Linked DNA regions of Homo sapiens: regions 1 and 3 are each linked to region 2. The links are chromatin loops, found by intact Hi-C in ENCODE. Cell type or tissue: endothelial cell of umbilical vein. All regions are shown on one strand. Region 1 overlaps OSBPL5 (oxysterol binding protein like 5). Region 2 overlaps KCNQ1 (potassium voltage-gated channel subfamily Q member 1). Region 3 has its middle 39 kb from the start of ZNF195.

The links. Hi-C counts contacts between places; a loop is a spot of excess contacts. Peaks named below come from ENCODE experiments on the same cell type or tissue, not always from the same donor. Only the 100,000 strongest peaks of a DNase experiment are listed, where the experiment ranks them.
Region 1: a loop joins it to region 2, with 4 times the contacts of the local background. A loop is called at or near these places in 17 of 110 quality-filtered maps.
Region 3: it touches region 2 in a loop (15-fold over the local background); 9 of 110 quality-filtered maps call a loop at or near these places.

What each region holds. Positions count from the first base shown.
Region 1 is chr11:3,087,707-3,095,706 of GRCh38, forward strand. It overlaps OSBPL5 (oxysterol binding protein like 5), which reads right to left. Exons shown (of 22, transcript NM_020896.4): 15 at 6,531-6,628; 16 at 6,040-6,129; 17 at 5,821-5,957; 18 at 5,161-5,346; 19 at 4,726-4,852; 20 at 2,852-2,990; 21 at 2,140-2,242; 22 at 1-637. The coding sequence ends at 499. Among named protein-coding and RNA genes, the nearest start is that of CARS1, 34 kb to the left of the region's middle. RefSeq lists enhancers at 3,436-4,244, 4,234-4,303, 4,245-5,052, 5,861-6,668 and a silencer at 4,093-4,387. In endothelial cell of umbilical vein, CTCF peaks have their summits at 4,259 (motif pointing left) and 7,390; DNase peaks (open chromatin) are centred at 4,245 and 7,425; H3K27ac peaks cover 1,320 bases.
Region 2 is chr11:2,528,586-2,536,585 of GRCh38, forward strand. All of the region lies in intron 2 of KCNQ1 (potassium voltage-gated channel subfamily Q member 1), which reads left to right. Among named protein-coding and RNA genes, the nearest start is that of KCNQ1, 88 kb to the left of the region's middle. RefSeq lists silencers at 221-421, 4,977-5,137 and enhancers at 4,111-4,220, 6,971-7,471. In endothelial cell of umbilical vein, CTCF peaks have their summits at 2,988 (motif pointing left) and 4,359 (motif pointing right); DNase peaks (open chromatin) are centred at 2,956 and 4,366.
Region 3 is chr11:3,413,804-3,421,803 of GRCh38, forward strand. It overlaps the pseudogene FAM86GP. Among named protein-coding and RNA genes, the nearest start is that of ZNF195, 39 kb to the left of the region's middle. In endothelial cell of umbilical vein, a CTCF peak has its summit at 3,434; no DNase peak of the experiment used is centred here; H3K27ac peaks cover 11 bases.

The sequences.
Region 1 (8,000 bases), 560 kb after region 2:
GTGGCCCCACCAGGGTGGTCCCGGCAATGTGGACAGGGTCTCCGGAAGGCAGGCCTATGCATCTGTGTGTGGGGGGACTCCTGGGCCACTCGGGGCTCCTCCAAACCTGCCCACTCACTGCTGCTGGGGTGTGACTGTCCAGGGCCCCCACAGGCCCTCCCACCCTAAATCCATCCATCCCCCATGGCAAGTGGAGGCCGGACAGGGGGTGACACGGCAAGATGGCCAGGAGTGCGTCGCACAGCAGAAGCTGCATTTGGCTTTAGCATTAAGGCCAGCGCTGGGCGGAAGGCCCTGCAGAGAGGCCAGTGCCCCTGAGAGGGGCCCAGCACACCTGGGCCCGCAGCGCCTTGTGGCCCCGGGTCCCTCCTGCGCCTGGACTCCCCGTCACAGTGGCTGTGCTTGCCGGGCCTCTCTGCCTCCATGGAGCAGGCTTAAAGTGCTGGGTGCCTGGGAGGGAGGGCTCAGGACCGGCCAGGAGCTCTGCCCTCAGGGCTCCTATTTGAGGATGTGGTTAATGAACAGCTGACACGCCAGGAACACGCAGAGCAGGAACCAGGATCGGGGGCTCTGCAGGAGGCCTGGGGTCGGTGCCTGTGCTGCCCGTGCCGTGGAGCTCAGCATGGCCGAGAGGTGCCTGCAAGGACAGGCGACAGATCGTGGGGGCTGTGCCAATGCCAGCAAGTCCCCCTCCCACAAGCCAGGACAGTGCCCTGGGTACTTGACCAGGTGCTGGACACAGGGCCGAGGTGGAGATGGGATGGCCCTCCAGGGGCAACAGAGCGGGTGGGGGTGGAAAGCTTGTTAGTGGGAGGGCCCCACAGCACCATGGCTATACTGGGATTCCCTGGGCACATTCAGGGCAGAGGAGGGTCAGGGATTGGGGAGTCAGCCTTTTACATCCTCCCTCCCACCCCTGTGGTTATGGCTGAGTCATGCCTCTGCCACCTTCATATGTTGGAGTCCTAACCCCTTGCACCTTAGATAAGACTGTATTTGGAGATGGGGTCCTTAAAGAGGTATTTATTTAAATGGAGACCATTAGGGTGGGCCCTGGTCCCATGGGACTGGTGTCCTTATATGAAGAAGAGATGAAGACACAGACACAGCGAGAAGCTGGCGTCTGCCAGGCAGGAGAGAGGTCTCGGGATAAACCAGCCCTGTGGCACCGAGATCTTGGACTCCAGCCTCCGGGACCGCGAGGGAGTAGACGCGCTGTCCGAGCCCCTTGCCGGCAGTACTCTGCTGTGGAGGCCCTGGCCCTGAGCTGGAGTACTTTGCCGTGGAGGACCTGGCCTCTGAGGCGGTATCCAGTTTGCTGCAGAAGCTTCTGGCTGAGTCCTGGCCACCTGCCTGACAGCTGACCTGCTTCTGGGGAGCCAGGCCTCCCTGCTTCTCTGCCCACACAGCCTCACCAGGGAGCACCTTCTGGAAATGCTTACACAGGGACAATGACAGTTCCCCAAGGCTCTTGAGCCTCACAGAGCCCGGGCCTGTGCCCTGGCTGCATTTCACCCTGGGGTACTGCTATCAAGCCCACTTTACAGAGGGGAGGCTGAGGTGTGACAGCCAAGGTCCCACAGCCAGTGAGACCCTCAGCCTGGCTCAGAGTCAGGAGCTTTGGACCCGAGAGGGACCCTGTGCTCTGCTCCTCATTGGTGGGATCTGCTGACAGGAAGGGGCCATGTGGCCCTGGTGGCCTGCACCTGCCAGCTCTCGGCCACTCCCATTTGCTCCTTCCCCAGCCATTCCTGAGAAGCCACTGTGCGCAGGTATGGGGCCACCACAGTGAGCCCAGGCTGCCACCTCGCTCTGCACACCTCAAGGTCTCTCCTGGGGCTACCCCAGGCCATGCTGGGCTGGCACCTTCCTCTAGGCTTCAGGACATCTCCAGCTCAGTATCTGCCAGGCATGGCCAACTTGGCTGGTTGATCATCCCGCACCACCTGCCGCTCCCACACCCTCTCTCCTGCCCTCGGCGGTTGTCTTCCTTTCATCACCCTGCAGGTCTTGTGGGTTCCAGCTCCGATGACAACCCCAGCCGCGGCCTCCTGGCCTCCCCACCTCCCGCCCTAGCTCTACCAGGTCTCTCGCACTCTCTGACCCGGAGTCTGGATGGACACCCTGAGTGTGGCCCACCTGTGCAGCTCCTGCTGGGCCTCTCGGATGGAGAGGATGGCCTCGTGCAGGGCCTGCAGCCGCCGCGCCTCCTTCCTGCACCGAGGGCATGGGCTCTCACCGCCTGGGACGGCCCCGAGTGAGACAAAGGAGGGGAGGGGAGGAGTGAGGATGAGCTGGAGGTCCAGTGGGGCTGGCACGTGGGTCACAGGGTCATATCCAGCTCGGGCCTCCACCCCACCTCATGGGAAACCTGCAGGGCCAAGCTGAAGACACGGAGATGAGGGAGGGGTGCTGAGGATGTTTCTGGAGGGAACCCCCAGGCTGGACCAGCCACTAACAGGCCTGGGAGGCAGAAGTGGCCAAGGCAAGGCCCATCCATTACAGAGGCAGGGACAAAGTTGGGGAGACACAGCTCCTGGTGACAGGAAAGGAGCAGAGGGCTGGGGCAGGATGCCACTGGACCTGCCCCTCCCACCGCTGGGGAGCCCCTGGCCTGGGCCCACTCCCTTTCTTCCCCACCCCCACCATTCCCCCCGTTGGCCCTTGGGCTGCCTCCCAGACTCTGAGAGGGCAGAGCCTGCTGGGGGGCCCCTCAGGGCAGCAGAGGAGCTTTTGCTGGGAGGTTGCCCTACATCTGGGCAGGTGCTTCTCTGGCCTCCCCTCCAGCCAGGTCAGCATCTGAGGCACCCCACCAGACAGAGGCCTTGGGGCTGGGCCCAAGGGGGCTCACCAGGGACAAAGTCACCATCCTGCTCCTCGTCTGAGAGCTCTGGGCAGGACTCAGGCGTGGATCCGCTGCTCTCCGTGGCCTGGCTGTGGCCGGAGGGCTGGTCGCTGGCCTTGCGAAGCCGCTGGTCTGGGCCAGACCTCTGCAGAGAAATGGAGCTGCTGCAGCTGAAAGCCACCCACGCCCCCTGCCCAGGCCCCAGGGACATGGTGGCATGCTTATGCCAGGACAGTGCTAGAGGTGGCAGCCAGCAGGGAGGGCAGCTGCTGGGCTGTGGAGCTGGCTGGAGGGGTCTGTCTCAGCCCCGGCATGGCCTGGAGTAGCCATGGTCCCTTTGAGCCTGTTTCCTCATGGGTGAGACAGAGCTACTGACCCCTCACAGTGAGCAAGGGCCTGCAAGGTGGTGCAGACACGCCTGCCCTGTGCTCACCATGGCGTTGCATCCAATAAATGCAGAGATGATGGCATGGGGGGCCGAGGGTGGTTCTGACCCCTGAGCCATGAGGACAGATGAAAGCCGAGGCCACTGTGGGAGCTGGGAGGTTCATAGGAACCCCAGATGGCTAGGGTTCCCCATGTCAAGGGGCATCTCCAGGGGGGAACCCCCACACTCAGCCGGCTGCTCACAACCCCAGGAGTGCAGGCAGGGCTCATCCATTCAGCCCTTACTTGAGCTCACAAGGAACCCAGGACAGGAACTGATGCTCAGGGGTGGGGAAAAAGCAGAACCTGGCTGTGGGACCACCATGTAACAACAGGCGTTTGGGGCCAGAGAGGTGCCAGGGACGCTCTGCATTGGGTGTGGTCAGCGACGGGGCAGGTGGGGTCAGAGCCAGGACAGGTGGGGTCAGAGGCGGGGCAGGTGGGTTTGGCCACAAGGTACTCCATGGGATGGTTTTTGAGGCATGGCAGGGCCCAGGCTGACTGACCTCAGCAGGGGCTGCGGGGTGGGAGGCTGCAGAGGGCATTGGGGGTGGACATCTGCTGGAGATTGGTGGGGAGAGGCTGAGGAGCGGGACTGCGAGGGTCTGGGGCCAAGGGAAGGCAGGAGCTAGCAGTCTGGCCTGAGCCCGGGGGGATGGAGACTGTGCTGCAGACATAGGGGGTGCATCTGTCTACCTTCCTGAGGCTTCTTCCCTAGTCCCTTGGCAGGCAGAGCATGGGACATGCAGCCAAGGAGATACCGCGGCCCCCAGCTTGCTGGAGAAGTTAGGGCCATCAGGCAAGCAAGGCCTCTCATCTGAGTCTGGCCCAGACGGCATCAGCTGGGGAACACGCCCCCATCCTGTCCGCTGCGGGTGAGCACCGGCCGCGCTCTGCACCCTCTGCACGCAGTAGGTGCACGGCTGGGGCGGTGCAGCTCAGCACACCTGGAACGGGGGCGTGTGGGTTTGGCGCCACCTGGTGGCCGCCTAAGGCATGGCACCAAGACACACCCAAGGCAGCTTCCTCAGGTTACTCCCTGGAGCCTCCTGCTGTCCCGCTTCCCCTTTCCAGACACAAGATCTGTGCAAGTGCTGGCTCCTCCTCCTCCTACCTGGGAAGGGCCCTGGGCTGCCCTGACCTTCTGTTTCCTGATCAGTGGAATGGGATAATGTGGCTGCTAACTTGGCAGAGGGAGACTTTGGGGGCAGTGGACAGAGACAGTAGACACAGGGTCCCACAAGCCAAGGTGCCCCTAGAACTGAGCATCCTGCAAATCCCGGTTTCCTGAGTCCCATGCTCGGCAGAGAAGGAAAGGGGACGAGGGGGCTGGGGGATGAGGGCGTGAGGGAAACGGAGCGAGGGGAAGGGAGGAGTGAGGTGAGGAGCGAGGGGTGGTGGTGGCCACACGTGCAGCTAAGACCAGCCCTGGGTGGGGCCTGTGGGGTGCTGACCTCGTGCCTGGGCCCTGGGCTGCCCAGGAAGGTGGTCTGGCGGGCCACGGCCTCCTGCTGCAAGGTCCGCAGGATCCCGTCTTGCTCAAACTGGGCGATGTCCTTCAGGGGGTCCCAGGGGCTGTGGCTGGAGGGTCCAGAGGGCGTTCATCAGCACAGGCAGTGGCCCTCAGGTGAGGGGGCTGTCCTGGCCCAGTCTTCAGCCCCCCAACAGTGGCCAGAGACCTCCAGGAGAATGACCACTGCCCACACCCCATGGGCAGGGCCTGCAGTAAGGACTGATGATGGGGGGTGTCACTATCTGACCCTCCCCCACCGACTCCTCCAGGGGACAGGCTGAAGGTGAGAGGGAAGCCAGGAGCCCCTGGGCCCTTCTCAGCCCGTCTGCTAGGCCCAGCCCCACCCTGTGGCCCCCAGGGCTTTGTCGGCACTCACTCCTCGTATCGGTAGTGCCACTCCTGGGTGATGGGGTCCAGGTGGAACAGCTGCGGCTTCCAGGGCATGAGGCTCTCCTGCCGCTCACGGGCCCGCTGCCGCTGTGCCTCCTCCAGTGCAAACTTCTCCTGTGTGGCCCTGTGCTGGTCGCCCTTGCTGATGGCCCTGGTGACGTGCTGCCAGAGCCTGCGGGCCAGTGACCCATCCTGAGCCAGTGGCCCGGGCAGCCCGACCCCTAGGCAGCTAGGAATCAGGGCCCCTTGGCACCAGAAGGAAGGCACAGAGCAACCTCTGCGTGATTGCCTACAGTGACAGGGAGCTCACTACTTTGAAGAGAGCTTTTCTTTTGTCCATGAGATGGGTTTTTCCAACACTGAGCTCCCATCTCCCGCCTGCAGGGACCTCCCTGTGCACCTGTTGGTCACTCGCCGGCAGTGATGCAGTGAGAGGTCACGGCAGCCGGCTCCTCTCCAGGCCACACCCCTTCCCTCCATCTGTCCTTTCCAGGACACGTGATCTGCCACCAGGGGTGCACCAGGCCTGCCCTCCCTGCCAGGGACATCCTGGGGCCATGCTCACAGCACTGTAGCCCTGCTGACCTGCCTGCTTGGCCATGTCAGGCTGTGGTCAGCAGGGTCCCTGGGCGCTGACAGGCCTCACCTCTCGGACTCCAGCTCCGTCTGCTCCTCCAGCGGCACCGTGTGCTGCCTCAGCCTCTGTCTGCGGACCTCCCCGCTCGGGGTCCAGAAAAGCGCACTGCTTCCGCTCCCTTCCTCCTTGATAAACACGTCCCTGTCCTGCCCCAGATGGCCAGCGGGGTCAGAGGCTGGCCTGGCGTTGACCGCCCGGCCGTGCCTGCCCTGAGGGACGGCCCCTTACCCAGTGGCCACTGAGGCTCGCCAGGACTTCCTCTCCCGACGTGATCTTTCCCGAGATCTGGTTGATGCTGGTGCTACCCCCGAAGAAGGGCTGCGGGGCCACACCCAGAACAGAGCCCAGTGAGCGGGGGCTGGGGCCTCCAGAATCACATCCTCATGGGGGCACGGAACAGTTATTCTCTTGGGGTGCCTGGGAGCCCAGGAGGGATGGACCCAACCCTCGCCAACGAGGCCTTCGGGACCCCCACGCCTCCGCTCAAGGATGTAGTGTCCCTGCCACAGAGACAGGGCCTAGGCTGGCTCTGCTGTGTGGCTGCAGGCAGCAGCCTCCCTTCTCTGGGCCCTGTCTGTGTTCCGGGATGTCAACAGCTGCTCCCCTTATGTGCACTGCCTTGGGGAACCTTCCTTGGGGCCTGGGGAGAGTGTGAGGGGGATCCCCAAGGCTTCGTTCCTTCCCTGGCCTCGTCTCCCCCAGGCTGCAGCCAGCGCTACCTTGAGTTTGAATTCCAGCTGGGCCTGGAAGTTGTTCTTCGCACACTCGATGGTGACCTTCCCACCCAGCTCCAGGGTCATCGTGCCATACAGGATTCCTGAAATGCAGCCAGTGTCAGGGGCCAGGCGGCCCCAGCCCTGCTGAGCCCCAGGCCCTGCTGAGTACCGACCCAGCAGCACCGATCCCTGAGTCCCGACCCAGCAGCACCGATCCCTGGGAGGCCTGTGTCAGTCCCTGGGAGGGTGAGAAGGACAGGAGGCGCTGGGAGCAGAACCCCACAGGGAGAGGCTGGTGGGGGTGCGGAGCCTGGGAGGTGCGGAGCCTGGGAGGCACGGAGCCTGGGAGGCACGCCTGGTCCCTCAGGGGCCGTCTCCCCCACTAAGGGGGCTCTGTCCTCGCCAGGGCCTTTGCTCATGTCAGGTGTCGCCTCCTGTTCCAGCCTCCTGGGAGGCCACCAGCCCTGTGAGACATGCATCGTGCTTCACTTGACTCTGCAGTTCCCGCTCTGGCATTGGGCTCCTGAGGGCAGGCATCTTCTCGCTCACTGCTGCGTCCCAGGATGGCACCCAGAACACAGAGGGCACCAGCACCCATGATGGCATCCCGTATGTTTAAAAAAATTAATACGTCTTTCTTTGTTTTGTTTTTTTTCAATTAATGAAGGAAAGAACAACTTTTCCATGTCTGGCATATGGAGGAGGTAATCTAATTAAAGAAGCACCACCACCTCCACCATCAAAACCCAAACATTTGCACTCTAAAAACCACTTAGAAATGTGTGGCAGAATATGTCTCTTAAAAATGAAGAAAAGAAACAACAAGCTACTTGTTGCAACAAAGGCTTGAAACACCCCCAAATCCCTCCAGAGGGGGCTGTGTGAGTGCACCCTGGCCCATGAGCACGATGGAAAGCTATGCAGCCTAGAAAGACAAAGCGGCATCTCTGTGCAGCTCTGATGGGGGGAGGTCTCCAGGCTCCACGGAGAGGAAGAAGGCCCAGGAGGCGGAGGTTGTAGTGAGCCAAGATCACACCACTGCACTCTAGCCTGGGCAACAGAGTGAGACTCTGTCTCAAAAAAAAAAAAAAAAAAGAAAAGAAAAGAAAGAAAAGCAAAGCAGGTCTGACCTCCAGATTGTGATCACTAAATATTATTTCCTAGTGAAGGGAACCTGGAGCTCCCGGGAGAAATGGTCGATTTGAGGTCTAGTGTAGGAAATGTCCTAGGTGCACACATGGTCAGGGCAGAAGGAAGAATACCAGCAGAGGTACTGGGGTGTGCAGGGGGCCCCTGAGCCAACTATGGCCCCCATTGGCCAAAGATGGGGCAATTTCAATATCAATAAAGTTAATAACTGAAAGGTTCTGAAATCACCAAATACGTTCCTATCAAATAATACGTGGCAATAATGACCTTCGCCAGTCACCTTTGGAAGACAGCAGGGGAAAAAAATCATTATTTTGAAAATAT
Region 2 (8,000 bases):
GGGTGCAGGGGGCCAGCTGTGTCTGGAGCCCACGGGGTCCCCACGGAAGCCACCTGAATGTGGGCCGTGAGCAGCAGGACTCTGGCAGGACTGGGTCTAGCACCTCTCCGTGGCCAGGCTTTTGTGTTTTCCTGTCTTGTCGTGGAATAGTTCTAGTATCTACAAAGGAAGAGAGTGTCACGACTCAGCTCCCGGCATGCACAGGCAGATCTGGGCTGGTTTCATGCTGCTTTCTGGCACTGTGTCTTCCTGGCCAGGGGAGCCCGTCCCTCCGGGGTCCAGAGTCCTCTCGCGATGGCCTCGGCAGTGGTATCCGTCTCATTTCTAGGGAGTCCGTTTTACCTTTCCTTTGTTGCTTCTGGACCTTGAGCCATAGCTGGAAGAACTCACCTGTGGTTTCCTCCAGCCCTGACCAGGTTAACTGTGTGTGCTCCATGGTGGCTGGGAGTTTCCTGGGTAAGTGGTGTGAGGCACAGGCCTGCTGTCACTCTTCCCTCGTCTTCCCAGTTCTCCCAGCACTATGTTTTCCACAGTCCATCTGTCCTGCCTGACTGGAGGGGCCGTCTTCTCTGTAAACCAGACGTCCAGAGGCAGTAGGAAGGGTCTGCTTTGGGGTTTTTCTATTCTGTCCCACTGGTCTCCTGGACTTTTCCTTTACCAGGGCCCTACTGACTTGGTGGTCCCGGTACTAAAATCAATTTCATGATGTCACTTTGTGCCTCGGCAGGGCTTTCTTTTTCGGGGGTTTCCTGGTGGCGCTTGCAGCCTTGCTTTTCCCAGTGAACGTTGCCATCACCTTATCCAGCCCCGGGAAGAAACTCGAAGGCCGCGGGTGAATAAACTGGGGGAGACTGACATCTCGGTGGTCTCCAGGAGCATGGTGTGTGTGTTTATGGGCAGCATTTTATGGTTTCATTATGTAGATTGCAGGCAGTTTAAGTCTATTCCTCATCATAATAATATTGAGAGAATAAGTTGTTATTGTTGCCATCACATAGGGAGTTTCTAGTCTATCATGTTTTCCAGGCACTTTCCTGGCGTCTGCGAAAGCTGTTAATTTCTGCTACAGCCTGTGGTCCTGCTACTTCTCGTGACTGTGGTCGTAGAAGTTTTTCCCTCTGTCCTTTGCATCTTTTGCGTTTCCAGATAAGGGATGCCTTCCAGGAGGGCAGATTGCTGCTTGGGTCTGTCCAGAGCTGGGGGTGGTACCTGCGGCCAGCGGGGCCCTCCTGGCTTCTGTGGGCGGGCCGGCTGCCAGGCGGGGGGTGCGCACCTCCCGTGCTCAGGAAGGGTCCTTCAGGTCCGATGCCTGGCGTGGTTTTACGGTGACCATGTGGATTCTGGTCAGGGGTCTTTCCTGCTTCTGTGAGGTGCTCCTGTCAGTGAGGGGCCCCCCTTGCCTTCCTGGAATAAACCCCCTTGGTCCTGGCGTGTGAGTTTCATGTCCTATCACATTGTACTCTCATGCTTTGTTCAGACTTTTGCACTGCCCTGTGAAGTGGGGTGTGTGTGTCATCTTGTGGTGCCATCTTGGTTGGGGTGAGGCCGTCCTTCCCCCACAGGGCGATGTCCAATACCCTTGGCAGCATGGGCCTCATGTTTTATGGGGTCCCCAAGGTACCTGCCCAGGATCCCCAAGTCCTCCTCACCCACCACAGACCTGGCTCTCAGATGAGCACCCAGCCAAGTCTCTGGCCATGTCTAGCAGGAGGATGTTCTGCCCCGGCCAACTGACAGGGTTGGCTCAACTGCAGGAGTGGGCACGGCATGTCCTTTGCTGGTTCTGCCATGGGGCGGGTCTGTGGGGGGTCCCTGACCTGGTAGTTGTCCCTGGAGGGCCTGGGGCCAAGGATGCCAGTGGTTCCCAGGCTGTGAGAGCCGCGCTGCCAAACATTCCCCTGGAGAGTCTCCGTGTGAGGCCCTTTGTACCTCTGCAGGTGTGTGTACATGTGTGTATGTGAGTGCCCACATGCACGGGAATGTGTACACGCATGTGCGTGTTTATGGGTGAGCTGTGTGCTTAAGTGTGCATCTGTATCTGAGTATTATGTAAGTGTGCATACACATGAGCACGTGGGGACTTTCACGCATGTTTGGCTCTGTTTCAATGTGTGTACATGTGTGCACATGTGTATCTGAGCGTGTACATGTGTGAATGTGGCCACATATAGGCACATTGTAGTGTGCGCCTGTGAGCATGTATTGTATGTTTATGCATGGCTGTGTTGTGTGTATTTATGTATAGCTATGTGTCGCTGCGTGTGTGTACCTATGTGTATGTACGTGTGTTCATGCCTGTGCTGTGTGTGAGACGTGAGATCCTGCCTGTCCCATCCCTCACGTACTAACCTGGATCTAGGTGGTTAGCCCCTCGCCCCCAGGTGGCCTGGGACTTGCCTGGTTTTAAATGGAGCCCCGGTGCTAACGTGAGCCCACCCAGGTGCTCCTGCCCAGCCAGGGCTGTCTGTCAGCACCACAGCGTCCAAGTTCAGGTCCTCACTTCCTAGGTGGTTATCTCCCAGGCAGCTGGGAGGGCGAAGCCTGGAGAAGCCTGCACCCAGGCTGGACCTGCAGGGACCTTCAGACGTGCCCTGGGCTCCACATGCCCGTCTGCAGCTCGAGAATTAGACGTGCCCTGGGCTCCACATGCCCGTCTGCAGCTCGAGAATTAGACGTGCCCTGGGCTCCACATGCCCGTCTGCAGCTCGAGAATTAGACGTGCCCTGGGCTTCATGTGCCCGTCTGCAGCCCTAGAATCACCAGCAGCACCCCAAGGCCCCCATGCGGCATCTAAACCAGGCAGGGGACAGGGGCATGGAGCAGACCAGGTAGGGTTGCTCCCTAGGATGCAGCCCTGCCCAGGCAGGAGGGCAGACCCTACACAGTGCTGAGCTGTGCCCCCAGGGAAGCCTCCAAGATGGTCCTCATCCCAGCAGCCCTGCCCACTGTCTGCGCATCCCTGGGGTCTGTGCGCCACCTGGTGGCTATTTGCTGAACTGTGGCCACAAACCCCTGGTCAGCAGGAACCGGCCCTTTCACTGCCCTGCAGCTCCCTCTCCTCCGGGGTGGCATGGCAGAGAAGCAGCCCGTGGCCCCAAGCATAGAGCCCCCTTTCTGCTGTAGTCCCCCTTGCAGTCCCCTCTGCCTTTTCCACTGCTTGGAAGGCAGAGAGACCCTGGCCGCCTCCCTTGTCCCTTTATCTGTCATGCCAGCTGCCTCCCTGCCACACCTTGCGTCTCACCAGGCAACCCTGCAAACAGCAGCTGGGGAGGACTTTCTAAGACAAAAACCTGATCATTCCAGAAGCTCCCTGTGACGTTTAGGCTACATTCCCCAAGGTGGTGCCACGTTCAGGCCCATCACCTGTAACACTACCCACCCCACCTCACCCAGCCTGGGCTCACTCACTCCAGGCCAAGCCTTGGACATTCCTGGCTGCCCCAGGGCCTTTGCAAGCCCTCTTCTCTGGACCTGGCTGTCCTCGGGAGTGTCAGCACTCAGCCTCTTGTCAGGTTTCAGGCCTCTGCTTGGCACTATCCTGCACACCATCCCCGCCGACCTGCCCTGTTCTGGGTTCATGGGGCTCTGGGAGGCTCACAAGCATCTGTCTGCCTCAGGCCATTCCACACTCCCTGAGGGTGGGACCCCGTGGCTGCGCTAACCCCACAAGCTCTGCATGGCGCTTCCTGGCCGTGCATGTCCCTCCCTGCATCAAATGCATAGGCCAGAGTTGCCCAGCGAGGATGACCCAGCTTGGTATGTGCTCCCGGCTTCAGCTGCCCCTGCGTGATGGAGACACCCTCCCACTCGCCTTGCCACACTTCCCAGCAGTCTCTCGAAGCACTGGCCGCGTGGAAACAAATCCTTCAAGGGGATTTGAGGGTCCAGCTGTCACTCAGTCATGGCCATGGTGGGGGCACGTTGGGGACACAGCAGAGAGTGAGGCAGCCGTGGGCCTGGCCTTGACAGGCGGATGTACAGACACATCAGGGCCGAGACTGAGGCGTGGGCTCTGGGTGGGGAGACAGTGACCACTTGCTTGGAGGAGGGGGCGCTCAGGTGGGAGGGGCACAGTGAGAAGGAGGTAAGCTGGTGCTGGCGGGGCAGGCAGGGACCCCTCCCAGGGCTCACAGCTTCCAGCGGACAGCAGGCACAGGGCTGTGGGGATCAGAGCACAGGCAGAAGTCACCTGACAGCAGGTTCCCGAGGCTTCAGGCCTGGAGGAGTGAGGACGGCTGTTGGGTTCTTGATTCCAGCAGAGGGAGGCTGTGCAGGGTTGCAGGAAGGACGGTTGGGGGCGCTTCGGGGAGGTACGAGAAGCAAAGGTGTTTGCAGCCCTTGGGGCCAGGCGGCGGGAAGGCCTGTAGACGCCAGAGGGCGCTCGTGCTACATGCAACTCAGGAGCTGCTGGCACCCGCCAAGGAGTGCTGAGCGCGGGGAGCCCAAACCACAGCCTTGGGGAACCCAGGAGGGGCCGGGCGGGTGCAGGACCCGCATGAGGGATTCCGAGAGCACGATGTTTAAATGTTGGGGGAAAAAATGGATCAAAGCGATGTGTTCCCAGGGAGCCCCTGTTTTCTCGTTTCTTTTCGTACGCCCAGCTTTGCAGTGCCAGAAAGCTGTTATCTCAGCACTGCTAAGGAAACCCCAGCGCGGCCTCGGAGGGATTAGGCATTCTGCTGAACCAGGGATATGCGGTGGGCCTGAAAAAGCCATTTCGGGAGGAATCTGGTCTCGGCTGGGGTCCGGCCGGCACCGTGAACACCACGTGAACACCACGTCGGAAATCTGCTGGGCAGGGAGATTTCCTCAAGGCCTCCCAGGGAGGAGAGCCACTTCCTGGGCTGCAAAGAGGGCCCCAACCTGGCTTCTGAATTCAGAGGGGGCTGTGTGTGCACGTGTGTACGTACGTGCATGTGCACGTCTGTGTACCCATGTCTGTGGAAGTGGCACACGTGTGCATGTGTGCACTCAGTGTACGTGTGCGTGCCTGTGGGTAGCTCCGTGCGCACATGCGTACACATATGCCTGGTGTGTGTGTGCACACGTGTGTCTGACGTGTGTGTGCTTTGCGTGTTCTTGCCTGGGAAGGAGTTCCCGGTTTGGGTGGCTCTCCTGTTTCTTGCCGAAGCCAGCTGCTGCTAGAAACTGGCCCCCTGCTCTCTGCAGTAAGAGACCCTGCCCTGGCCCAGGTGAGGGCCTGGCTTTTGTCTCCAGGATCACAGCTTTTGTCAAACTCCACACAAAGAGAGAGGCACTCAAAAGCACAACACAAACACGGCTAGTCCGCGCCTTTGGTGGTGAACATACCAGGGAATTGTCCTGCAATGCCTGTGGTTAAAAAACCCCGTGAGCTGCGGCCCCGGAGGCCTAGGGGATGAGGTCATCGCTGCGGCTTCCTCCCCTCTGCTGAGGCTCCCTCCGCCCCGCCCGGTGGCCCACCCCTCCCGCCAGCTGCAGCCTCCACTGCCTGGGTTTCTGCTGCGCCTTCAGCACACAGCGAGGCCTCAGTTTCCCTCCCAGCTCAGAGCAAGGCCTCAGTTTCCCTCCCAGCAGCAAAGTGAGACCCTGTAGGGAGTCTCTGGGCCTCCGTGACGGCCCTGGGCGGCCCTCTCTGTGGAACAAGGTCGGGTCCTGTCCTCAGCGCCCTGGCCTCCACTTGCTCAGGGCGCCCGCAGGCCCGCAGGTCCTCACCTGGTGTTTTTCACCTGGGACCCGCAGCTGCTCTGATGAGGAGCCTGCTCTGCGCACGGCCTGGGGCGGTTTCCCGCAGCACCATTTCTGCCGCTGCCGGGAAAAGACGCAGAGCAAAGGCACCTTTGCCCAGGTTGGGGAACCAGTGGGTGACTCAGGATTTTCCTCCACCCACCCCGAGGTCTGACTCCCTCTGCAGCTGCCGCCCGCTGAGGGTTGTCTTCCTCCCTGCCTGCCTCGCCCTGCCTGGTGAGCTCCTATGGGTCTGACGAAGCCCCGTCCTGCACACTTGCTTCGGGGGCAACTCCCCACTAGACTGGTTGCCCAGGGACGGGGGTACCCACTCCCTCCTCAGGGCTGCAGGGTGCTCTGGGAAGAGTTGTGTCCCTCTGTGGGCCTGTGGGCTCACTTGCCTTTTTGTCCCTGTCACTTGGGAGCTACCCAGCTAAGACCGGTCCCCACCACCCAGGCCACTCTGAGGCTTCAGAACGCGGTCGTCTTCTCCCTGGCAGGGTTGTTTCCGCCTGCATTTGTTCAGCCAGCAAATCTTTATTAAGCACCTACTGTGTGCCAGGATCTATGTGCAAGCAGCCCATGGGCTCATGAAAGGCAGAGCTGGACTGAGATTCCGCACCCCTGGGATCCTCACTGCAGGGCCCTGTGTATGTGCGGGCTGGAGCCCTGGTTCCTGTCTGCACTGAGCCCCTGGAGCTAGGCCCAGAGGACTTGACAGATGTGGGCCCTCTGTCTGCACAGCCCCCAGGGCACGGGGTGGCCTGCAGCTCTGCCCAGCCAGACTTCAGGTCACTGCCCCATGAGCCTGTAGGAGAAACTTCTCACTCATCTGTCCTGAGACCTGCCTGGAGCCCACCCCAGGGAGACAGAGGCTCTCGGAGCCTGTTCAGGGTGAAAGGACGCTAGACACTGGCCTGCAGGCTTTGGGCGGGTAAGGGTAGCGAAGGTGAAAGTGGACCAGGGGCAGGTGGAGCAGGGTAGGCCCAAGTGTCTGTCTGGGGCAGCTGGGGACACCCAGGTGGGCTGAACTTCAGCTGCCACCCAGCTTCAGCTGCCAAGGCTCCTCCCGGGTCAGGGTCGACCCCTGATGTCCCGGCAAGAGTTCCAAGAACAAAGGCTCAGAATCCACCAAGCGGAACTTGAAGCCACTGCCCTGTGGGGACAGGAGAAGTGACTTGGCCGGCTCTCCGGAGCCCAGTGTTGATCACTGAGGACCACCGGATACAAGTCCCTCCTGCCTTCCCCTTTAGTGACACTGAAGCTGTTGAAATCCCCATCCACCAGGAGCTCCTGGTCCTGGGGAGCCCTGTGCAACCCACTCACTGCCTTTCAGAGCCCTGTGGCGTCTCTCTCATGCGCTGGCCGTAGAGCTTCCTGAAAGCATCTCTATCACCCACTCTGCACCTGAGAGAGGGCGGTCAGGTGACTGGTACCCCCTGAAGACCTGGGACCAGGCCCCCTGCCTCTGGGAATCCATCAAAATGCTCCCTTCTGAGGCCGCTTTGCTGGGCGTAGGATCAGCCTTGCTTTGAGGGCTGTTTAGGAGAGGAACCCCGGCGCTGCTGCTCCCCGGAGGCAGCCAGTGCTTGTGATGGGCACCCTGCCTCCAGTGTTCTGCTTCAGGGTGTGGGATGCACAGCTGGGGGCAGGGGCGCTGCTGAAGCCACAGTCTCAGAGCCTGAGGCCCACGGGGCATGGCATGAAGACCCGGTGGTTCTGTTCCCCCGGGACAGCCTTGGTCCAGCCTCACTGGCCACATGCTCTGCCGAGCACACCCGCTGCTGTCCCCAGCCACCCAGCCCCATGCACAGGCCACGCGGCGACAGGGGCTGCTGAAGGAAGGCTGGTCCGCTCCCTGCCTGTGACAGGAGCTCAGGCTCAGGGCAGCAGGGGCGCTCAGCTGGGCCGCGGCTCCACGGTGTTAAGGGATTCTAGAAATTTCCTGCTGTGCCAGGCTGCAGCAGAGACTCCGGCCCCACCAGGCTTCCTGTACTTGGTGATAAACACACCATCCGCACTGCCTGCGGCTCTTACAGGAGTCTCTCGTGCACCATTGCTCAACCCCCGAGAGTTATGGAAGGAAGGGAGGCTGGGGTGGGTGCCCCGAGTGCCTTGTTGGAGTGGAGGCTGGCGCTGCCCTGCCCCACAGGGTGGCTGGCAGGGCTCAGCAGTTGCCTGGCCTGTGGGGGCAGAGGACCTGGGGAGACATGCTGAGCCCTCCCAGCGAGACACTGAGGGTCGGGAGGGTAACATGTGATTTTGAGGCCACCCGCTACAGCTTCTTGGGACCT
Region 3 (8,000 bases), 890 kb after region 2:
CGCAGGGACAGCTCGGGGACCATGCAGGCCCGGGTGGGCGTGTGGGCTCACATAGCTCGGTGGTGAACAGCTGGCACGTCTCTGGGTTGCGGACGATAAGGGCCACGTAGACTTGAGGAGCCCGCTGGTGCTCCCGGTAGGCAGCCAGCCTCCGCAGGACCGCGACCAGCGACACGATGGATTCTGGGCAATACAGCACGTCTACGGTGAAAGCTTCAGGTTACTGAAAGGGACCAGCGGACAGTTCCAGGTCATGCTGACCTCAGCAGCAGGGCGAGGCCAGAGAGGCAGCAGTCATATGAGACTAGTAGATGCCATTTGACCATTTGGGCCATTAGATGGAAAGGCAATTGCTTGGGTGAAAAAGGAGAACCCTTAGTAGAGAAAGCTGCAAAAGACCGAAGCAAAAGAAAAAAATCTCCAGACTCACTGGTGTTCCTTAAAAAATGAGCTCTGGTTCTCGGCCTATCTAGAGGGCTGTGAATGACACAAAGCCTGACCCTGCCATGAACTTCGTGTTTCAGGTGTCTGCCGATTTGTCTGCTGGCTTGCAGGGGTGGGCCTGTGTCCCTGGCCACCGCTGGACCTGTGGGTTTCAGGGCTGGGACCCAGGACCACAGGCAGAGCTCTGTTCAACCAGAGAGGAGACCGAGTGTGCTGGCAGGGGCGAGGGGTTTTCGGTGGCCCAGCCAAACACCACCTTCTCTCAAGGGCCCTGTCCTCATCCCAGAAGTGGTTGTTTTCCTCCTGTGGTCTCTGAAAGACAGAGGCATGGCTCTGGGACAGAGCCATGTGGTGATGACTGTAATGGGAGTATGCCTGTCTCCAACAAGAGGGCTGTGGCTGGAAGGTCACCTTAAGAGGCACCCCTGTCCTTTGATGTCACCCTGGAGGCCCAGAGTAACTCTTCTGGAAGCCCCATCATGTCCATGCCCGACAGCGTCCATTGTTCCCTTTTCCCAGAGCCCAGAGCTGGGTAGAGCTGCAAGGACACCGCCTGCACAGAGTGCCCGGGGCTGGGCATTGCCTGCTGCAATGACAACATCTGGCTGGATGGCAGAGAGCTGATGGACCGTCGCGACGTCCCAGTCCAGCTGGGCCACTGTCACCCTGGGGCTGTCTAAGTTGGCAGAGATGTCTGCCTCTAATGAGAGGCCATTGAGAAGGACATTCCCTCGGAGCTTCTCGAGGACCTGGCTGTGACAGTCGCTGAAGATGTATGCCTGGAGGCGGCACATCTTGCAGATGGCCAGGCCTGTGAGGCTGGCGCCACTGCCAAGCTCTAGGACAGTCCTGGCGGGAGGAAAGGGGACCATGTCTGTAACTGCACCAGGGTGAGCCTGCCTCGGTGTCCTGCCGTGCGCCCCGAGGTCACCTATGAGAGAAGGCTGCCGGGTTCTCGATGGCCCATTCTGCCAGGTAGAGGGCAGCATCTCATGTGACCAGGCCTGTGATGCCATGGGAGATGATGGCTGTGCTCTCGGAGAGTGTGACTGAGCCTCCCGAGGGCTGCACCAAGAGAGGGCGAGAGAGTCAGTCCAGCAATCAGAAGGCAAGTGGCTTAGAAGACAAGTAGCCATCCACCACATGGCTGAATAAACCATGACAGGACCAATCGCCACTCAGCAATGAGAAGCAGCTAACTGTTGACATGCCAACAGCTTGCACGGGCCTCAAGGGTGTCACGTGGCATGAAAGACACTCATCTCAGGCCACACAGGATTCCATTCATCGAACATTCCTGAGACAACGGAATTCTGGTGATGGAGCACAGGTCAGTGGTGGCCAGGGGCCAGGTGTGGCTATGAAGGGGTGGCTGCCTTGTGATGATTCAATATGCTATGTTTTTCCTTTGTGGTTTTCTGTATCTATGTTTTATCTTATTTTCTTTTGAGCTCTGTCACCCAGGCTGGAGTCAGTGGCACAATCTTGGCTCACTGCAACCTCTGCCTCCTGGGTTCAAGCAATTCTCCTGCCTCAGCTGCCCAAGTAGGTGCAACTACAGGCATGTGCCACCATGTGTGGCTAATTTTTCCACTTTTTTTTGAGACAGAGTTTCCCTCTCGTTGCCCAGGCAGGAGTGCAATGGCGTGATCTTGGCTCACTACAACCTCCACCTCCTGGGTTCAAGAGATTCTCCTGCCTCAGCCTCCCGAGTAGCTGGGATTAGAGGCACCTACTACCACACCCGCTAATTTTTGTATTTTTAGTAAAGACAGAGTTTCACCATGTTGGCCAGGCTGGTCTCAAACTCCTGACCTCAGGTCATCCACCTGCCTCAGCCTCCCAAAGTGCTGGGATTACAGGCATGAGCCACCACGCCCGGCCTGATTTTTGTATTTTTAGTAGAGACAGGGTTTCACCATATTGGCCAGGCTGCTCTTGAACTCCTGACCTCGGATCCACCCACCTCAGCCTCCCAAAGTGCTGGGATTACAGGTGTGAACCACCACACCAGGACCTGTCAAGTATTCTTTGAGGACTGGACACCAGGTCCTTGTGAAGCAGGTAGAGTGTGTCACCTATTGGACAAATGCCCAACAACCCCATGAGACATGCTGTTGTTGTTGAAGTGCTTGATTTACAGACAGGGAAACTGAGGCTAAAGAAGGTTGACGGACCTCATGTCTAAGACTGCAGAATGGGTGAGTCAGGATTTGAACCCACACCCACGTTTTCACTTTGTGCAGGAAGGGTATCTGGGCTGTGAGGGGGAGGAGGGTGCCCTTCTCATACCAGCAAATAGCTCGGGTGGCCCTGGGTGGACTCCTTGGCCATCAGGGTCTCTGCCAGGTCCTCGTACAGCTTGTCCAAAAGCTCTGTGTGGACAGCCTCGTGCTGGGGTCAGACAGAGTGAGAGCTTGTTTGCTTTCGTTCTAATCTGTAAAAATGGTCAGATGATTTTCACCAAGTTTGGAGGGGAGATTTGGGATGGAATGGTGTAATACCAGCCAGCTGGCATGTAAAATATTCACTTCATTGGGCATGGTGGTGTGTGCCGAATAGTCCCAGCTACTCTAGAGGCTGACATGGGAGGACTGCTTGAGCCCAGGAGTTCGAGGACAGCCTGGGCAAGAGACCTTGTCTCTAAAAAAAAAATTCACTTGGTAGGGAAACCTGGATGGGAGGGCCTTCAACGAGAGGTGTTGAGAGGGTAGGGTTAGGTGTAGTCTAGGGCAGGAGACAAGGATTCCGTGAGAGCTGCCACATGACCATGACAGAGAGGAGGAAAACAAAAGGTGCTTTTAAGTGAGCCCAGGCAGAACTGTGAGGGCGGCCCATGCTGCAGGCTGTGGCTGTCAGCAGGCTGCTTCTCCATGGCTGGCCCCATCTTAAGATTCACAGGGCAGCAACAATATACACTGGGTGACTGCTGCCCTCTCCTGGTGGCACAGGGCAGACCTGCTGGTGACCACAGATGCACCCTTTTGGGGAGGATTAGGGAGAAAGCAGGTATTGGAGAAGCAGGGGATTGTTTACTTGCTAAAAGTGTGGCCCTTTCACTAAGATAGGTCTGCTACTGCCTACTGAGGAATGGCCTCTCGACATCCTTATGTCAAACCCTGCACTTTCGGGCCCATCTTTAAAATCCATCCTAGGCCAGGTGCGGTGGCTCATGCCTGTAATCCCAGCACATTGGGAGGCCGAGGCAGGTGGATCACCTGAGGTCAGGAGTTCGAGATCAGCCTGGCCAACATGGTGAAACTCTGTCTCTACCAAAAATACAAAAATTAGCCAGGCATGGTGGCATGTGCCTGTAGTCCCAGCTTCTTAGGAGGCTAGGCACGAGAGTTGCTTGAACCCAGGAGGCAGAGGTTTCAGGGAGCCGAGACTGTGCCACGGTAATCCAGCCTGGGCAACACAGTGAGACTCTGTCTCAAAAAAATAAGTAAAAAATAAAATCCATCCTGCATCAGTCAGGAAAGAGCTCATTCCAGCAGGATCAATGCAGAGAATTCACCAGAGGAACTAGTTCCAAAGGTATGGCAAGAGCTAAACCTTCCAACAGGGGCCCATGGGGCAACCCAGAGACAGACAAGAGCAGGAAACTCCAAACCCTTCGGCGGGCAGGACAGAGGGTGTGGGTGAGGGTTCCAGTGCTGTGGGCTGGACCAGCCTGGTAGGAATGAGAATCCATATGCTAGGAGCTGGGGCCCCAGAGAAGCAGCTGCTGTGGAAACCCCAGGAGGCAGAGTGAGGGAGAGACACTGGCCTCCCCTTCTTCCTGCCCTGCACTGTCTCCCATGGGTCACACGTGGCTGCAGCCAGTTGCCTGGGGAGGCCCCTGTCATGCTGCTGTTTGCAAAGCAGGCCCAGGGCCTGGGAAGGACAGGGGCTCCAGCACGCAGGTGGCTATGCTGTCTGGCTACTGGGCGGACACTCCCCATAACGGACCTTTTTGGTGAGTTCTGAGAGAAAGCACCGGGCATACTTGACTGACAGCCGGTGCTTCACACACACAGGATGCTTCACAGTCTACGGCAAAGGACAGAACGTTGGTTGCTCGAGAGCCCGTCTTAAGTCCCCTATGAGCTTCAAGCCAACACAGCAGAGGGCAAACTCCAGGCTACCCGATCCCTCAGCAAAGATGTAGATGGACACAGCGTTCTGGCCCCATGCATCTGAAGTTTGTCTTAAGATATAAACCGTTTCCTAAAAATGCTTCCACTGCAGTGGCACAGGCTATGGCAGCATTTCTAATGCCCATTCTGAGCAGGAACACAGGGCACGTGGGCCCAAACCACCTCCCTCCCAGGGGTGCCAGTGTGAACCAGGGTTTGCAGTAAGGACAGTCGCCAACTGTCTGGCTCTATGGAAGAGGCGGGAAGGCCCACTTGGCAACTGCTCTCTTGGAGTGTGTGTCCCTGGGGACAGGATGGAGGGGAGGGGACGCTCAGGGTGACACTCCAGCTAAAGTCGAGAGAAGCCGAGTGCAGGACGAGCAAGTTCCAGGCAGTGGCAACAGCTGGTGCAAGCTCTGAGGTGGCCGCGGCCTGGCACTTGGAACGGAGGGCAGAGGGACTGCTGCAGCAGGAGGGGGGCGGTGGGAAAACAGGAGCCTGGAGGGAGAGGGAGGAGACGGTCCGCAGTGCCTGCTGGCTGGGAGGGATGCAGATTCTGCCCAAGGGCAGCAAAGTACCCCACGCAATACACAGGCTCTTCAGGCTGGTGCTGGTTTTTCATTTTTTCTGACACACAGTCTCGCTCTGTTGCCCAGGCTGGAGTGCAGTGGCCCAATCTTGGCTCACCGCAGCCTCTGCCTCCTGGGTTCAAGCGATTCTCCTGCCTCAGCCTCCCAAGTAGCTGGGACTATAGGCGTGCACCACCATGCCCAGCTAATTTTTGTATTTTTAGTAGAGGTGGGTTTTTGCCATGTTGGCCAGGCCGGTCTTGAACTCCTGACCTTAGGGGATACGTCCACTTCAGCTTCCCAAAGTCCTGGGATTACAGGTGTGAGCCAGTGCACCCAGCCTTGTGCTGGGTTTTAAAGCAGCTATCCCTACATTTCATGCTTCACCACCTACGAGAGTGAGGCTCAGGGTGAAACTCAGAGCAGGGTGCGAGATAACTTCAGGTATCTCCATGCTCGAAGCCCTGACCTACTGCATTGCCCCGAAAGTCTTCCCTCCTGTGGCTGCATCTTTTCCACATGGATAATCTTGGTTCACCTCTAGCACAAGAATTCTTCACCGGGGCCCCTAGGATGGGCTGGCTGGGTGGAGGTGGAGGATGTCTGCCTCCAGAGTTTGTATGGAAAATGTATTCTTCTGGTGCACTTCTCTCTGGGAGGGAGTCTATTGCTTTGTCTTTTCAGAAGGGCTCATGGCCCTTCAAAGGTGAAGACCCAGGATGCAGGGTGATCTGCACTTGGCCCTCAAGGCCAAAGTCAGGCTGTGGCTGGGCGGGGTGGTGATCCTGCCTCTCACCTGCATGCAGATGCTCTTGAGTCCAAACCCCACCCTGGGCAAAGTAAGGGCCCATTTAGGTCTAGAAGAGACAGGAGTGGGCAGGACAGGTCTCATGAATGCAAAAAAGAAAGTCTCTGAGCATCTACCAAATGCTAGAAGCTGTTTTGCACCTGTCATCTCTGTTTTTGCTGTAGATGGTTTAAAAAACTTTCCCTAGATTCCCCCCTCTCATGCAGATTTTTGTATATTCTGATGTCTTTGTCTAAGTCTTAGATAGAAAATGAAAGAGCTGGAGCTGTCGGAGGTGCCGACACCCACCTGCAGTGCTGACTCAATGTTCAATGTTCTTTGAACAGGTGTGTTTTTAAAGGGTACAAGCACACCTGTGGTTCTTCTCTCAGGTCTTCCGGAGAGATTCAGGAGGCAGGGTCATGAGTCCCAGGGACTCTGGGATTCTTACAAATATCTGGGATTCTGCAAAATATCCCGCAGAAGCTCAGAATCTGATGAGTCTCTTAACTTTGCTTCTAAGCTCTGTGTGGAGGGGAGAGAGAGAAATCTCAAGGGCGCTTTCACAGGAACATTAAACACGCAATAGAATGTGTTGGCAAAGCGCTGTGTGATCTCTCCCTGGGGACGTGGAGCCAGTTGGAAGTGGAAGCCACAGCAGCTGAAAGCCTGACCTTCAGATGTCGCAGGGTGCACCTGGATGAGTCACAGGAAGAAGGCTAGAAGACTGACTCTTGGCCGCATTAGTCCTGGCTACTTAGAGGCCACCTGGGTCATGGGCCAGCTCCCTGGTTGCACTGGTCAGCCAGGATTGCACTGGTTACCAGGGCAGCCATGGCACCAAGGTTTGATGGGCTTGCCATCTAAGTGGAAATGCAGAATGTGCCCATACCAGCCTGGGTTACATTGTCCTTTTACAGGGGCCTCAAGCCCAGCAGCGAACTTTGGCTCCCGAATTAGGTAGACTGTCTCGGCTGGTATGTGACACAGGGCAAGGCACTTCATTGCTTCAGAGCTCCTTCCATTGCCGTAAAAGGCCCTACAAGACCTGGTCCTAATCCCTCTCTCTGGCCTGTTCTCCCTCACCCCTGGCCAACCCTGCTCACTCCACTCCAGCCACACTGGCTGCCTTGCTGTTGTTCCTCAACCACAGCTGGCTTGTTTCCACCACAGGACCTGTGCATATCCTGTTCCCCCAAGCCCTTCCCATGGCTGGCTGCTTCACCACTCAGGCCCCAGTTCAAATGCCACCTCTTTGGGGAAGGCTTCCCTGATTCCCCGACTTTGGTGACTCTTCTCCCCAGTTGCTCCATTCACCATTTCCCTGTTTTATTGGCTTTAAAGCCACTCTCATCTGGTCTTTTCTTGTTTCTTCATTTCTTTGTTTATTCTCTGGCTCTCCCATGCAAGCAGACCCTCATCTGTCACGGGTACTGCTGATCCATGGTGTCTGGCTCATAGAAGGCATTTATTAAACATTTTGAGACTGAATAAAAACACTATCTAACACTGACATGCATTTACCATGAGCCAGGCACTGATCCACAGGCTTTTGTACTCAACCCTGACAACAACCCTAAGAGGTAGGTATCATTCTATCCCCCATTTTATTAATAAGAAAACAACAGCACAGAGAGATGCAGTCACTTGCCCAAGGTCACACAGGGCCAGGGGTTGGGCCAGGTTTCGAAGCAGGCAGGCTGTCTCCTGGGTCTGAACTCTCAACTACTGCACCCTAATCAAACAATCCCTCTGGTCAAATGTGAGTGGTAATAATAGTACCCACCTCGTGGGTGTTGAGGGTGAGCCCAAGTTAGCATTCAGCGTGGGCATGTGAACAATTATAGTCAATATTGAATGGAGACCTATGATGCTTTTATGAAGGTTTCTATTTTGGGTTAAAAGTGCACAAATTTCTCCTGACCGGAAATGATCTCTGAGTGCAAATATTTCATATCAATGGAATAACGCAAATGATTAAGCAACACCCCATAAAATGGGGCAGACCCAGGGAGGAATATATATCCAAACTCACTCATCCCAGTGAGCTCACCGCACATGAATTACAAATGGGGCCGGGTG